Regions from separate parts of the Mus musculus genome. Here region 1 is linked to region 2. Evidence: chromatin loops called from intact Hi-C (ENCODE). Cell type or tissue: gastrocnemius. All regions are shown on one strand. Each heading gives the region's core, and the rest is flanking DNA. Links, peaks and the distances in the headings are about the cores only.

Region 1 (8,341 bases), core at 58-8,057, 170 kb after region 2:
GCTTCCAAGGACAGATGAGGTTGGATTCATAGCAGCTCAGGGCACTGGCCATACACAGAATCAGTTGTTCATTGTTTCTTTTCCCAGAGAAGTATCTTAAGTTTGAAGATAGGAGTAGTCTTTACTGGCTTGGTAGATGGTGCTGTTGATAGAACATCTATGACACAAGTGTGAGGACTGAAGTTCAGATTTCCAGATAAATGCTGGGTAGATATGGCAAGTGCCTGTAACCCTAGGGTCTGGGAAACAGGTGGGGGATCCCCGGAGCAAGCCATCTTGCTAGTCTGACAAAGGGGAGCGTGATTGCAGAAGACCTCATATACCCAAAACACTTAATATCAGCTTTAGCTCCACAACACATATCCAAACATACGTACCTGCTCATACATGTGTAACCACACATATGAAAACACACACACATACACACTCAGCACATGCCAAAAATTAAAGAAAAATTCACTAAAAGACTTGTGAATATATCTTATTTTTAACTAGTGACCTAGATAAAGGAGCTTATTGTAGTTTAAAACTACTACTAGACTAATTGGGATTTCTAAGTGAGATAATCAGTCAACGCTTGGAATAGGTAATGCTCGTGTTGCTTAATATTATGAATGTGATTAGTGACACCAACTCCACACTCAGAAATAACTGATCCAAGTAAGCTAGGGCAGCACCTCAGATCCAAGAACTCATGAGTTTGAATCATGGTTGTGACTATAAGAGCACACAGTACACAGCAAGACCTTGTTCCTAAGAAACAGCAAGGGGAAAAAAAAAGCCCACCTCCAAAATCTGAAGTGTCTACCTGTAAAATATGGAGTGGTACTTTTTGCATCATTTACCAAAATTACAGGGAATCGGTGAGGAAAATGGGAGCTCTAGATACAAGGAAGGTAATCCAGCAAGCGTTATATTCCTCAAGAGAGAGAAGCACGTGGCAGTTGGATTCATCTAAACTCAACCTACACTGAACCTTCATAAACACAGAGGAGCTTCTTATCCCATGAGAGTGCAGCAAGATCAGGGCTTTGCTACCCGAATTGCTTTGGTCTCTCAACTTGTAGGCTGTAATGAATGCCGCAGAGCTAAGTAAAGAACCAAGGGCACAAATGATGAGTGTCCAGGATAGAGTTGCAACATCAGCGCTCACCAAGGGAAAACCAACACCTGCACAAGTCTGGGAGGGTGGCTAGACACCTTTTGGGGAATTTGAGGACAGAGTCTGTCTGAGAATATGCTCAGGTGTTCTAAATATGCACCTATAGCTCTGTTCATGCATGATATCTAAATGTGATGGCATTCTCCCAAGACTACACTTGAGCAACTAATAAGCATGGTGGACAGGAGGACCAACCTAAACTCTCAGGTCCGGTGAGTTCGGGATCTGTTGTAGGCACTTGTGTCCTGGAACCAATGGGAAGACTTGCCACAAAGTGACCTTGTGAAGGGAGGGCCATGTTTTAAAGACATTCAGGGGACACCAGTCAGTAGCCTCCTAGGCATAGGAACTCAGGTAGCATTTTTGAAAGAGGGTGGTCCCTGACACCAGCAAATTAATTGTACTCATAGAGTTTCTGTTGGATTGGGTGTTTATCCAGGAGCCATTTTTCTTCTGTGTCTGGAGATCATAAAGGAGAGATATGCCTCTGCTTTGCATGACCCCTTCCCTGCAATTTATGCAGAAGGTACATGTTTTCATCATGTTTTTCTGGCTCAGCAACTCCCAAGAAAATTTTCTGAACTTGCAACAAATTTGTATAGTAGAAACACAAAATTAATGAGAGAACCTAAAGCAGATTTAAATGTAAATATTTACTGCCAGGAAGGTCCCTATGGGCTCACTGCCCAGCCTGCCAAGTCAGTAAGCATCAGCCAATGAGAAGTACTGGTTCAAACAGCCAGGTTGACTTCTGACCTCTACACACACAAGCACACATGCACACTTGTACATATGCAAGCACATTGTATGGTATAAGGAAAGAAGAACGGGGCAGTGGACAGGATAGAGTCCAGAAAGAGACTCACATAAGGAAGACTCAAAGTTATCATGGTACACAGTGTAGAACCCTCCTGACAGTGAAAGGTAGCAGAGAAGAACAGTGTAAGAAGTCTTGGAGGAGACAAACAGCAGCCGGTTAAGCTCTGAGTAGGTTGTACACAGCCAAGTTTTAACCCATAGAAAACTGAAATTATCTACTATAGTTCTTTACATACTGAGCATATAATTCATGACGTGTGTGCAATATGAACGTCCCTATGATTTTTCTGGTAATTTATATCTTTTGATGAATACATTTTTCTTAACATAGTTCAATTTGTTAATTTCTCTTTTCATGGCTAGTGAATTTTGTGTTATGTTGAAGAAATCTTTGCAAATTTTTTTATTTTAATTTTAATTTTTATAATGACCTGAATATGTCTTGCTTTGATTCTCCCCTTCCCCCTCCTCTATCCCTTTCTCCTCCCTTCCACTCTCCCTCCCCTCTGTGTATGTGTGTGTGTTTGTGTGAGGGTGTATTTGTGTATGTGTATGTTTGTATGTACAAGAAAAATGATCTAAGAGTACATTTTCTTACAGGATCCTACACTGTATACTATGAAAACTTGTAGTCTTTTTTTATGTGAGTTTATTTCTGGACTCTATCCTGTCCACTGGCCAGTTTTTCTTTCCTTACACCATACACTGTGCTTGCATATGTATATGTATGCATGTGTACTCATGTGTGAAGATGTCAGAAGTCAAACCTTGCTTGTTGAACCAGTATCTCTCATGAGCTGGTGCTTACCAACTTGGCTAGGCAGACTGGGCAGTTTGCCCTGGGAACCTTGCTGGCAGTAAACCTTCCTACCTCTACCACTCCAGCACTGGGATTACATGCATAAGCCATCATACCTAGCTTTTTGTTTGTTTTATTCAAAACATGGTCTCACTGTGTAGCATTGGCTGTCCTGCAACTCACTATGTAGACTAGACTGGCTTCAAACTTACAAAGATCTGCCTGCCTCTGCCTCTAAACTGCTGTGATTAATGGTGTGTGCTGCTATGCCCATCGGGTACCTGTCATTTTAATGTGGATTCTGGGGGCCAAACTCAGGTCCTATCTGTAATGAGATCTGACGCCCTCTTCTGGTGCATCTGAAGACAACTACAGTGTACTTATTTATAACAATAAATAAATCTTTGGACCAGAGCAAGCAGGGCTGACCAGAGTGAGCAGAAGTCCTAAATATTCCTAGCATTTGGCAAATACTTTACCAAACAAAATACATGCCAAGCCCTGGATGTCTATAGCTATACATGAATGTCATCATTTTAACTTAATGAAGTTTTAAGTGTTTGAGCAATGCTTTTATTTTTCATGACGGCTTCCTCTCATCCTTTGCTTTTTGACATTTTAAATATCCGCTCATCAGTTTTAACATCACAAAAAATTCTGCTGGGGTACTGAAGGGAATTACACTGAAGCTGTAGATCCTCTAGAGGAAAATCAACATATTTATAATACTGTTCCTTTAAAACAATAACTACAAAATATTTCCCTGTTTGTATGTTCTTTATTTTATAGCAAAGAGGTTTTATAGTTTTCTCTCTACTGTGCTAGATTTATTCCTAGCGTTTGGTATTTTTCAATGCTTTTGCAAATGATTTATTATTGTAATTATCATCTGCTTGCTATTATATAGAAACATAATTCCCTGTCTCCTTCCTGCACCCCCCCCATCATTGGCTGAATTTATGAATGTGGAACTTGCAGATACACAGCACCAAGTATATTCTTATTTATTTCAAACACAGATTATAATGTGAGAAATGGAATCTCTATTTCATAGAGCTTAGGAGAACACCAAAAGCAAACCAAATCAAAACAAAATCCCCAAATGGCTTTAGTAAAAGATGAGTGGGTTCTGCTTGGTAAGAAGCTGTACCTGGCTATTTCCTGTTCCTTCGTTCCCAGCGCTTGTTTCCTGTGGGGAAAAAATCATAGTGAAGTTAGACCTCAAAATCATTGATTACTAATTATTGCTAATATGTTTGGCAGAGTACATATATGTCAGAGCTTAGGGGAAAATTTTGTGCAATAAGTGCTTTCCTTCTACTCTTAAATGTGTACTAGAAACCCAGTTTCGAGGGTCAGGCTCTCACCCTTGGGAGACAGCATCTTTAATGGCTGAGCCATCTTGCCAATGCTAGGCTTTTTTTTTTTTTTTTTTAAATTGGACATTCCATTTATTTACATTTCAAATGCTTTCACCTGTCCAGGTCTCCCCTTGGGGAACCCCATATTCCATCCCCACGCCCCCACCAATATGAGGGTGCTCCCCCACCCACCCACACACTCCTGTCTTCCCACCCTGGCATTTCCTACACTAGGGCACCTAATACCCTCAGGCCCAAGGGCCTCTCCTCCCATTGATGCCCTACAAGGCCATCCTCTTCTACATATGCGGCCGGGGCCATAGATCACTCCATGTGTACTCTTTGGTTGGTGGTTTACTTCCTGGGAACTCTGGGACATCTGGTTAGTTGATATTGTTGTTCTTCTTATGGGGTTTCAAACTGTTTCAAGTCCTTCAGTCCATCTCTAACTCCTCCATTAGGGATCCTATGCTTAGTCCAATGGTTGTCTGTGAGCATCCACCTCTGTATTTGTCAGATACTGGCAGAGCCTCTCAGGAGACAGCTATATCAGGCTCCTGTTACCAAATACTTCTTGATATCTGCAATAGTGACTGGATTTGTTGGCTGTATATGGGATGGATCCCCAGATGGAGCAGTCTCTGGATGGTCTTTCCTTTAGTCTCTGCTCCACACTTTGTCTCCATATTTCCTCCTGAGAGTATTTTATTCCCCCTTCAAGAAGCACTGAAACATCCACACATTGGTCTTCCTTCTTGGGATTCATATGGTCTGTGAATTGAATCTTGGGTATTCCAAATTTTGAGCTAATATCCACTTATCAGTGAGTACATACCACTTGCTCTTTTGTGACTTAGTTACCTCACTCAGGATGATATTTTCTAGTTCTATCCATTTGCCTGCAAATTTCAAGAAGTTCTTGTTTTTAATAGCTGAGTAGTATTAATTACATTGTGTAAATATACCACATTTTCTGTATCCATTTCTCTGTTGAAGGACATCTGGGTTCTTTACAGCTTCTGGCTATTATAAATAAATATGGCTGCTATGAACATAGTGGAGCATGTGTCCTTATTACATGCTGGAGCATCTTCTGGGAATATGCCCAAGAGTGGTATTGCTGGGTCCTCAGGTAGTACTATGCCCAATTTTCTGAGAATCCACTAGACTGATTTCCAGAGTGATAGTACTAGCTTGAAATCCTACCAACAATGGAGGAGTGTTCCTTCTTTTCCACATCCTTGCCAACATCTTCTGATACCTAAGTTTTTAATCTTAGCCATTCTGACTGGTGTGAGGTAGAATCTCAGAGTTGTTTTGACTTCCATTTCCCTGATGACTAAGGATGTTGAATATTTCCTTAGGTGCATCTAAGCCATTCAAATTTCCTCAGTTGAGAATTCTCTGTATAGCTCTGTTCCCCACTTTTAAATACAGTTATTTGGTTCTCTGGAATCTAACTTCTTGTGTTCTTTGTATGTATTGGATATTAGCCCTCTATCAGATGTCAGATGTAGAACTGGTAAAGATATTTTCCCAATCTGGTGGTCGCAGTTTTGTCCTATCAACAGTGTCCTTTGCCTTATAGAAACTTTTTAATTTTATAAGGTCCCATTTGTCTATTTTTGATCTTATAGCATAAGCAACTGGTGTTCTGTTCAGGAACTTTTCCCCTGTGCCTGTGTGTTGGAGGATCTTCCCCGCTTTCTCTTCTATTAGTTTGAGTGTATCTGGTTTTATGTGGAGGTCTTTGATCCACTTGGACATGGGCTTTGTACAGGGAGAAAAGAATGGATTAATTTGCATTCTTCTGCATGTTAACCGCCAGTTGAACCAGCACCATTTGTTGAAAATGCTGGCCTTTTTTCCACTGGATGGTTTTTGCTCCTTTGTCAAAGATCAAGTGATCATAGGTGTGTGGGTTCATTTCTGGATCTTTAATTCTATTCCACTCATCTTCCTGCCTATCACTGTACCAATACCACACAGTTTTTGTAGCCTCCCCCAGACCTGAGTAGGCTGGCTGAGACCTTGCTGCCACTGAGAATGAGACCACCTGGGGTGGAGCCTTCCCACCTAGATGGTTCTATTGTTCTGTCACCACTGGTGCTGTCCCGCTCCAAGACACTGCTACCTGCTGAGAGGCTGAGAGATTCCTGAGAGATTCCAGAGACAGCAGGCAACCCAGTGATTGACACTTTCTTGCCAAACCAGTGCTGTCAGACAGATTGCTTACAGGCTGGCAACAGGCATCAAGAGTGAATCTGTGGGAGATGGGCTTTCCCTCTATATAAGCACAGATTTTTAGTAAACTTTGGGCTTTGATCAGAATTTTGTCTTGACCTCGTCCTTTTTCTCCCCGTTTATTCTCTTTTAGCCCCAGCCTGCCTTTCAGGAGGACCCGGTTCATGTGGCCGTGGGAAGTCACAAGTTTTTATGACTATTGCTCTGTAGTACAGCTTGAGGTCAGGGATGATGAGCCCCCCAGATATTCCTTTATTTTAGAGAATAGTTTTTGCTGTCCTGGGTTATTTCTTGTTCTAAATGAATTTGAGAATTGCTCTTTCTAACTCTATGAAGAATTGAGTTGGAATTTTGATGGGAATTGCATTGAATCTATATATTGCTTTTGGCAAGATGGCCATATATACTATATTAATTCTGCCAATCCATGAGTGTGGGAGATCTTTTCATCTTCAGAGGTCTTCTTTAATTTCTTTCTTCAGAGACTTGAAGTTCTTGTCTTACAGATTTTTCACTTGTTTGGTTAGAGTCATATCAAGATATTTTATATTATTTGTGGCTATAGTGAAGGGTGTTGTTTCCCTAATTTCTTTCACAGCCTGTTTATCCTTTAACTATAGGAAGTCTACTGATTTGCTTGAGTTATTTTTATATCTAGCCACTTTGCTGAAGTTATCAGCTGTAGGAGTTATCTTGTGGAATTTTTGGGGTCATTCAAGTATACTGTCATATCATATGCAAATATTGATATTTTGACTTCTTCCTTTCCAATTTGTATATCTTTGATCTCCTTTTGTTGTCAAATTGCTCTGGCTCAGACTCTGAGGACTATATTGAATATATAGGGAGAGATTGGGCAGCCTTGTCTAGTCCCTGATTTTAGTGGGATTGTTTCAAGTTTCTCTCAATTTAGTTTGATGTTGACTACTGGTTTGTTGTATATTGCTTTTAGTATGATTAAGTATGGGCCTTCAATTCCTGATCTTTCCAAGACTTTTAACATGAAGGGATGTTGAATTTTGTCAACTGCTATTTTAGCATCTAATGAAATAATCATGTGGTTTTTTGTTTTGTTTTGTTTTGTTTTGTTTTCATTCTTTGAGTTAGTTTATATAGTCGATTACATTGATGGTTTTCCATTTATTGAACCATTCCTGCATCGCTGGGATGAAGCCTACTTGACCATGGTGAATGATCATTTTGATCAGTTCTTGTATTTGGTTTGTGAGAAATTTATTGAATATTTTTATATCTATATTCATAAGGGAAAATGGTCTGAAGTTCTCTTTCTTTGTTGGGCCTTTGCGTGGTTTTGGTTTTATGTGGTGTCATAGAACATGACTGTTCTTCTGTTTCTATTTTGTGGAATAGTTAGAATAGTATTGGTATTAGGTCTTCTTTGAAGGTCTGATAGAATTCTGCATTAAAGTCAACTGGTCCTGGGCATTATTTGATTGGGAGACTTTTAATGACTGCTTCTATTCCTTTGAGGGTTATAGGACTTTTTACATGATTTATCTGATCCTGATTTAACTTTGGGATTTGGTATCTGTTTGAAAAGTTGTCCATTTCATCCAGATTTTGCATTTTTATTGAATATATGCTCTTGAATTAGGACCTAACTATTTTTGCAAATTAAATTTCCTCAATTTCCTTTTCATTTCTGATTTGTTGATTTGGATACTGTCTCTGTGCCCTCTGATTAGTCTGTCTTAGGGTTTATCTATCTTGTTGATTTTCTCAAAGAACCAGCTCCTGGTTTAGTTGATTCTTTGTATAGTTCTTTATGTTTCTACTTTGCTGATTTCAGCCCTGAGTGACACTTCTTAGCAGGGACTTTGCCATTCAGTGTCTAGATCTTTTCCCTGAAACTCCCCTGGATGTTCCATTTGTGACTGTCAGGTGGATCATTTCATGTATAGTCATAGTTGGTGCTGGCTATTACTGCCACTCATG
Region 2 (8,341 bases), core at 331-8,330:
AATAACATTTCTTGCATTTTGAGCTGGGAAAGCAAACATCAAGATGAGTTGACTTCTACCCCCACGATTCTCCTCTGTAGCCTATAAATAATTTCAAAACAAATTTTGAACATCTAAGAATGTCCACACCAATTAGTGTTAGAATTCCTTTGTACATTTTGTCATACTTCCTTAGGAGGTAGATGAAATTTCTACAGGAAGGGCAGTTTTATGAGGGACGGAAGATTATGTTTTCAATGACATCATCAAATACCATTCTGTTAGCAAGACTGCCATCTCCATCAAGTTAACTCCTCTCAATGTGCTCACCAGGTCAAAGGAGACCAGTTGTACCTCTCTAATAGGGTAATTGTGAGTGTAATAAGATTGTGAACAGGGGGCTAGAGAGATAGTTCTGTGGGTAAGACATTTGTTACTCTTTTAGAGGACTCCACTTTGGTTTCCAGCACTAGCATGGGCATGCTCATAAGTGCTTGCTCTGCAGCTCTTGCAAACCCAACACCATTTTCCTACATTCTTGGGTACTGAAGCTGTGCATCCAGTCCTCCAAAGAGACACACATATATGCATATTTTAAATTTAAAAATTATAAAAAAGAAAGATTGTGGACAAAAATGTGCCTTACAAATTTTATTCTTCTCTTAATACAAGTTATGTGCCTCACTGAGGCTTTATGGTAGCAGTGACATTTCTAGATATTTCTGTTTATATGTCTTCAATGATACTAGCAACCTCCTTCCCACTACTGCTTCTTTAACTGAAAATCTGAAATCACAGGTCAATCTATCCCATTCTTCACAAGAAGTTGAATGGTAAATCAGAAATAAATTTGTCTTGCTAGACAATTATTAATTAATTCAATAAGGACCACTGAGTACCTGACATTACCCTAGCAAACATTTCCCCCAATTATCTACACTGTTGGAAAATACTCTTGACACAAACTCATAAGGTAAGAAAAGCAGATTCACAGCAAACAAGAACTGAAAGGGTTGGAGTACTTCTGCTGAGCGGGGCACCATGGAGAAAGTGGCCCTGGTTGAACGTCTGTTTACATGGAGATATAGAGTAACCGGTGGGGTGTTACTGTGCTCAGCTTCTTCTTGGAGCTTGAGCAAGTGAGCACTCCTCTCTGGGTTCTGAGTTCTAGTTCTCTAGCCTCACTACTACTTACACAATTATGGGGATAGCTGTTTCTTCACACAGAGGTACACTTCTGCAGGGAATATAATACTTCCTTTCCTGAAGCCTGCCAATCAAACTTCTACTTCCACTCTTTGCCTCTGTGGCATTTTGATGACTCTGACCTATTTATTCAGAGCTTGCCATTCTCAGAGGATTTCAGCTCACTATGTCTGGCAGCATGGAGTCACAAACAACACTCCATCAGCACTGCCACCGAATCTCACAGTTTCAATGTCTGAGTTCAGTCAAGACTTCAAGGAAGTAGCGAGCACGGCTACCTCCCTCCTATGGCTGAAAGCTGGGGGGCTCTTCCACACAAGACCTCAGAGAAAATCTACAATGAGTATAAGTTAGCTCCTAACATTTGCTTCCTGCTATCATGGGATGCTAGGACACATGATGGGAAAGGAATGGAGAGTTTGAATGCGTAAGTACTAAGGGACATACACGGTTATTATATAAACTCTAATCTGGAGCAGTGGCAGAAAGGTGAAAATACAGAATCCTCACAGGCTGGTGATAAAAATGATTGCATGAACATTGGCTTTGAAACCTGACCAATTTGGCTTCAAGGGAAACAGGTTTTTACTGAATCTTAGAAAGCTCTTTGTTGAGGCCAACTACCAGTCACCTATGACCTCTCTTCAGTCTGTGTAGTGGAGGACTAGACATCAGAAAACACTTTGGAATTATGAAAGGCTAGTGTTTAGTTGGAATCCAGCCTTACTAGCCTGTGTGCCATGAGCTGGAGTCTACTCTCACTATCCAGTGTTGCCAAGGCCTTGGAGCACATGTCTTTGCCTGGCTGTTTTCCTGAAGAGCTTCTTTTTGTTGGGAGGGTTGCGTGTTTCCACCAGGGTGTGGTGTCTCTTCCTCAATATGCCTTCACCATCTATGTCTTTCCTACCAAGGCAATGTGAGACAGGTCTGTAAGATGTCCTTACTCTAGGCCCAGTCCCCACCCAGCTCACATAAATCCTCTTTCATATCTTCCTCAGGTTCAATGACTCACTCCCTGATGATGATGGCTGAGTAATGTTTCCCAGATCGGGCTGTTCAACCTTGAACCATTCCTTTAGAATTCATGTGGATGCCATATATGGCCAACAGGCATCGGGACGTGTGGGGCCAGAACCTAGAACAACTCTGCAGCCAACAAGTAAGGTTTACCTTACTCTTTTGTTTTCTTCACAGGCTTGAGAGGTTGCTCTTTCTTCTGCTCATTCATTTCTTCATTCATTGAGTTATAGGAAGGGCAGGTTTATGAAGGACAGAAGACTATATTTCCAATGACATCATCAAATACCTTTCTCTTAGCAAGACTGCCACACAGTCTTGTATTGTCCCATGTTGTCTCCAAACAGTTAACCCCACTCAGTGTACTAACTGGATATGTAACATGAGACTGGTTTTACCTATTTCACAGGGTAGTAGTAAATGAGTAGTAATGAGATTGAGAACAGTTGGCTCAGTGGTTAAGAGTACATGCTGCTCTTTCAGAGGACTCCAGTTTGATTCCTAGCACTCACTTGGGGAGGCCTACAAATGCCTATGCTCTAAGTTGTCCTTTCTTCTGTTTACTCTTTAGTTAATCCATCGACCTACATGTTTAATATAGCAGAACAAAGATAGTTGCCAAGAGTGAATCAGAAATACTGACTCAAGGAATCCAATAATCCTTTGAGGAAATGACATGAAACATGTAGTAGCTGTAGAACATCCCATAATGTGAGCCATGCTAAATGAATATAACAAGGCAGCTGGAGGAGATATTACCAAGCTCCAGGTACCAGAAAGAAATACTCCAACTTCCCTTGGTAAACAAGTGAAAACACAACATCAGATCAAAGGAATAAATTGGCTATAAGTGTCAGTGTTGAATTCAGAGACCTTACCAGTGCCTCAATTTTCCACTTGAAAAACTGTGTGTGTGTGTGTGTGTCTTCCATTTTTATGTTTTTTTTTCTCTGCATTCCTCTCCTCCAGATCATTGCCTACATCATTACTTAGGAATATAGTTTACATTATTTATATGAATTATAAATCAAAAGTAATCTTGGACAAGGTGTTTAATTTGCAAGGAAATAAAAGAATTCTGATCCAGAAAATGGGACTGGAAATTAGATTGGAACAAATCTCTGCAGAGAGATTCTGGACAGGGAGCCATGCAGTGCAGTCCTCACCACAAGACAGATTATATGCTTTCCTGTTTTTACTCATGGTTTTCAAAAGTCCGATTTTAATGCACTGTCATATATAAGGTCATCTCTGGAAACATATGCACTTTTATGTTGTTCTACCATGAGCACTAGAAAAACAAGCTAACAAACAAGTACACAGTTCCTCTTATCACAGAAAATAAAAAGAAAGGACAAGACACTGGACCTAAATGAGTAGTTAGCGGTGATGATGCTGAAGTTCAGAAAGAAGGCAACTACTGGAAGAGTAGCTGGGGGATGAAGTAGGCTGAGCATGAACCTATATACCGAGACAGAGCTGCCGGCCAAGACCGAAGGTGCACCCAAGTCCAGCTTCTATTGTTCTTTCAGACTAAGACTGTTCTCTGTACTACAGATGCTTTTAAAAGGGAGAAAAGAATCTTTAAACAAATTGCTGGCCTGATCTCACCAGTGAAAGCAGTGGTAAGCTAGCTGTTAGTCAAGTTACAGAACAAGGCAGGTCTCACAGCTACTTAAAACAGATAGCAGTGTGTGTGTCTTCATCAAAAAAAGTGTTTCAAAATCAAAATGAGAAGAAGAGAGAGAGAGTAAAATAACCCCCTAGATGTTTGACTACAGAGTGACTTGAACCAGACTTTTCCTGGCACTTGTCAGTGGTTACTACACTCGCAGTGACAAGTCAGGACTAAAACCCTGTTTTTCCCTTTATCTGAGAAACTTCCTAATCCCTCTGAGCCTCTTATTTTCATCTATTAAACAGGAACAAAACAATTACTATGACTCTGGGAGGATTTGGTGAGTTGGGAGAGTCCCTGGCAAAGCACGTGATACGTGGAAAACCCTTACTAAACCCCACTGTGGCTTGAATCTGAATTAAATCTGGATCATTTCCCACTAGCGTGAATTGCTTCCTTCCGTTCAAGCGCTCTCAGAGGAGGCTGACCTTCTTGGCCTGCTGCTCACACTGCTGGTGTGTGGCCTTTCTAAGATCTATAAGGTCTTGCCACAGAGGGAGGGATAGCTAATACTGACCACAGCTAACTGCCCACCCGGATGGCAGGGATGTGGCCATGGCCCATCAGGAAGGTGACTGGGCCCAAGTCTTACCAGATGGGGTGTGCTAAGGCACTTGGCAGTAAGAAAGCCAAGCCTCCAAGAGCCTTGCAAAATTCTTTCACAAGGAGTCCCCACTTGCCTCTTGGAATGTTTTCCCCTGTTGTTATTTTTCATTCAGTAACGGGTCTTTCCTGACCCTTTGCAGTGGTTTTCTACGTTGATTATATAAAGACTAGGCTCACAACCAAAACTAAGTTGATTTGGATTTGTGTGCTTTGTTTGCACATGTTTGTATTCAGTTGCCCTTGAAAATGAGCAACCTTTTCACTTACTCCTAGTTAGACTAAGTATCTCTTTGTTTGATTCTTAAATGGGTAAAAGGCTATGGTAGGTTGTAGAGGAGAGCTGAATCTGGCATCGTTCCTCCCAGTAAGGAGGCCTGAGATTCTCTTAGACATCTTGAATTCAAAGCTCATTTTCAGGATTCACTCATTATGGGAAACAAAAACAAAAACAAAAACCTACTCAAAAAACATTAACAACTACCAAATTCTCTCATGAAAAGCCCAAGCCAAGCTCTGTCACATAACAATTTGAACTTGGGCTCCAAAAGCCATCTCAATGGGCTTGCTGTTTTGTTCCTTCTAGGTTGTGGTCACCTTTCTATGGTGGAGGCTATTGAAAAGCTTCTGTAAGGCAAAAGACACCGTCAATAAGACAAAGAGACCACCAACAGATTGGGAAAGGATCTTTACCAGTCCTAAATCAGATAGAAGACTAATATCCAATATATATAAAGAACTCAAGAAGGTGGACTCCAGAAAATCAAATAACCCCATTAAAAATGGGGCTCAGAGCTAAACAAAGAATTCTCACCTGAGGAATACCGAATGGCTGAGAAGTACCTAAAAATGTTCAGCATTCTTAATCATCAGGGAAATGCAAATCAAAACAACACTGAGATTTCACCTCACACCAGTCAGAATGGCTAAGATAAAAAATTCAGGTGACAACAGATGCTGGCGAGGATGTGGAGAAAGAGGAACACTCCTCCATTGTTGGGGGGATTGCAAGCTTGTACAGCCACTCTGGAAATCAGTCTGGCAGTCCCTCAGAAAATTGGTCATAGTACTACCGGAGGATCCCGAAATACCTCTCCTGGGCATATATCCAGAAGATGTTCCAACTGGTAAGAAGGACACATGCTCCACTATGTTCATAGCAGCCTTATTTATAATAGTCAGAAGCTGGAAAGAACCCAGATGCCCCTCAACAGAGAAATGGATACAGAAAATGTGGTACATTTACACAATGGAGTACTACTCAGCTATTAAAAAGAATGAATTTATGAAATTCCTAGCCAAATGGATGGACCTGGAGGGCATCATCCTGAGTGAGGTAACCCAATCACAAAAGAATTCACATGATATGTACTCACTAATAAATGGATATTAGCCCAGAAACTTAGAATACCCAAGATATAAGATACAAATTGCAAAACACATGAAACTCAAGAAGAATGAAGACCAAAGTGTGGACACTTTGTCCCTTCTTAGACTATGCCGGGGCCTAGCAAACACAGAAGTGGATGCTCACAGTCAGCTAATGGATGGATCACAGGGCTCCCAATGGAGGAGCTAGAGAAAGAACCCAAGGAGCTAAAGGGATCTGCAACCCTATAGGTGGAACAACATTATGAACTAACCAGTACCCTGGAGCTCTTGACTCTAGCTGCATATGTATCAAAAGATGGCCTAGTCGGCCATCACTGGAAAGAGAGGCCCATTGGACACGCAAACTTTATATGCCCCAGTACAGGGGAACACCAGGGCCAAAAAGGGGGAGTGGGTGGGTAGGGGAGTGGGGGTGGGTGGGTATGGAGGACTTTTGGTATAGCATTGGAAATGTAAATGAGCTAAATACCTAATAAAAAATGGAAAAAAAAAAGAAAAAGAAAAAAAAAAGAATTCAGAACAAAACACTCATGGAAGGAGTTACAGAGACAAAGTTTGGAGCTGAGACGAAAGGATGGATCATGTAGAGACTGCCATACCCGGGGATCCATCCCATAATCAGCCTCCAAACACTGACACCATTGCACACACTAGTAAGATTTTGCTGAAAGGACCCTGATATAGCTGTCTCTTGTGAGACTATGCCGGGGCCTAGTAAACACTGAAGTGGATGCTCACAGTCAGCTTTTGGATGGACCACAGGGCCCCCAATGGAGGAGCTAGAGAAAGTACCCAAGGAGCTAAAGGGGTCTGCAACCCTATAGGTGGAACAACAATATGAACTAACCAGTACCCCCAGAGCTGTGTCTCTAGCTGCATATGTATCAGAAGATGGCCTAGTTGGCCATCAGTGGAAAGAGAGGCCCATTGGTCTTGCAAACTTTATATGCCCCAGTACAAGGGAATGCCAGGGCCAAGAAGTGGGAGTGGGTGGTCGGGGGAGGGTATGGGGGACTTTGGGGATAGCATTGGAAATGTAAATGAAGAAAATACTTAATTACAATAAAATAAAATAAAAAATTAAAAAAAAGAAAAGAAAAGAAAAGAAAAAGAAAAAAAAAAGAGTTTGTGTTCTTAGGCATTGCCACTTGTTAGTAAATGGCCCAAGTGTCTGTACAAATACTGAGGGCTTATGCCCACCAGAACTGGCTTTCTACTTTGCTCATGGAAGTCTACCAGAGGGAGTCTGCAGCATTATGTATGAAGTTCTAGACAGGGTGAGCACAGTTTCTCCGAAAAGGTCACACAGAGTGTAGTTGTGCAGATGCGGAGGTCTCTGTGCTCTCATGAAGCTTCATTTACAAAAGCAGGTGGCAGGATGGATCCAAACTCCTGCTGTATTTTACCAGCCTGCTTTAAAGGAGGCTTACAAAAAGTCAGAAAGTCTATAGTTAGACACCCCTGTTCCTGTACAGTTAGAGAGAACATTGACTGTAGTGATAGATTTTTCTTTTTTCTTTTGTTTTGTTTTTCGAGACAAGGTTTTTCTGTGCAGTACTGCCTGTTCTGGAACTCCCTCTGTAGACCAGGCTGGCCTTGAACACAGAGATCCACCTGCCTCTGCCTCCTTAGGGCTAGGATTAAAGGAGTGAGTCACTACTGCCTGGCTCAATGATAGATTTTTCTAAGGGTTCATCGTAAGAGACTTTCTTAGGCTTAAACTTTCCTTATTTCATTATTGACTAAACAGAGTAATCACTGTAAGATACAAGATACTGAAAGATGGTAGGAAAAAGCTGTATAGTTGTTTGCTTGTGGTGTGTGCTGGACATCACTATAGACATAGATTTCACCCCACTTAAAGCACTTCTAGTAATCCTGCCTTCTAAGAATGGAATGATCTCCCCCTCCCCCTCCTGCCCCTACTTTCTCTCATATTGCCATCTCTATGGTGCAGTTATTTCTTATGTTTACTGAAACTTGCTGTATCTTAACTTCTCTTGGCACAGCACAAACATAGCTCACGTCTCTCTGTCCACCTTCTGGCCCTGCTGGCATTTTAAAACAATGCTTCTCACTACTGTTCTCAGCCCATTGCGTTCCTGTAGAGTCCCCTCCTTTTCAGGCCTCCCAGGCTTCTCTGCACAGGACCTCTCAAGGGCCTAGGTCTAGCTGCTCTTTCTGGTTCTGTATACTCGTAGCTCTCTCTCTGTGTGAAGTTGCTCACATTTAGTGAGAAACATTCCGCTATTTCACAGTTTATTCTGTTTCTTAATGAGATAATGTGGCACAGGGACTGGTGTCACAAGCTTGTAGTCCCAGCCACTCAGATGGCTGAGGCAAGACAATCATAAGCTCAAGTCCAGTGTGGCTAAGGAAGTGAGACACTGGCTCTATAGTTCAGTGGCAGAGCACTTAGCATCTAGCTTTTACCTTCAGCATTGACAAATAAGAGGGCAGGGTTGG

The links. A loop is a pair of places that touch in the nucleus more often than their neighbours do. Peaks named below come from ENCODE experiments on the same cell type or tissue, not always from the same donor. Only the 100,000 strongest peaks of a DNase experiment are listed, where the experiment ranks them.
Region 1: it touches region 2 in a loop (2.0-fold over the local background); 2 of 42 quality-filtered maps call a loop at or near these places.

What each region holds. Positions count from the first base shown.
Region 1 is chr11:16,674,052-16,682,392 of GRCm38, reverse strand. No RefSeq gene overlaps it. Among named protein-coding and RNA genes, the nearest start is that of Gm25698, 54 kb to the left of the region's middle. In gastrocnemius, for the core only: a CTCF peak has its summit at 3,139 (motif pointing left); a DNase peak (open chromatin) is centred at 2,818.
Region 2 is chr11:16,845,055-16,853,395 of GRCm38, reverse strand. The region is part of intron 1 of Egfr (epidermal growth factor receptor); the gene reads right to left. Among named protein-coding and RNA genes, the nearest start is that of Egfros, 18 kb to the right of the region's middle. In gastrocnemius, for the core only: no CTCF peak of the experiment used is centred there; a DNase peak (open chromatin) is centred at 4,348; H3K27ac peaks cover 2,144 bases.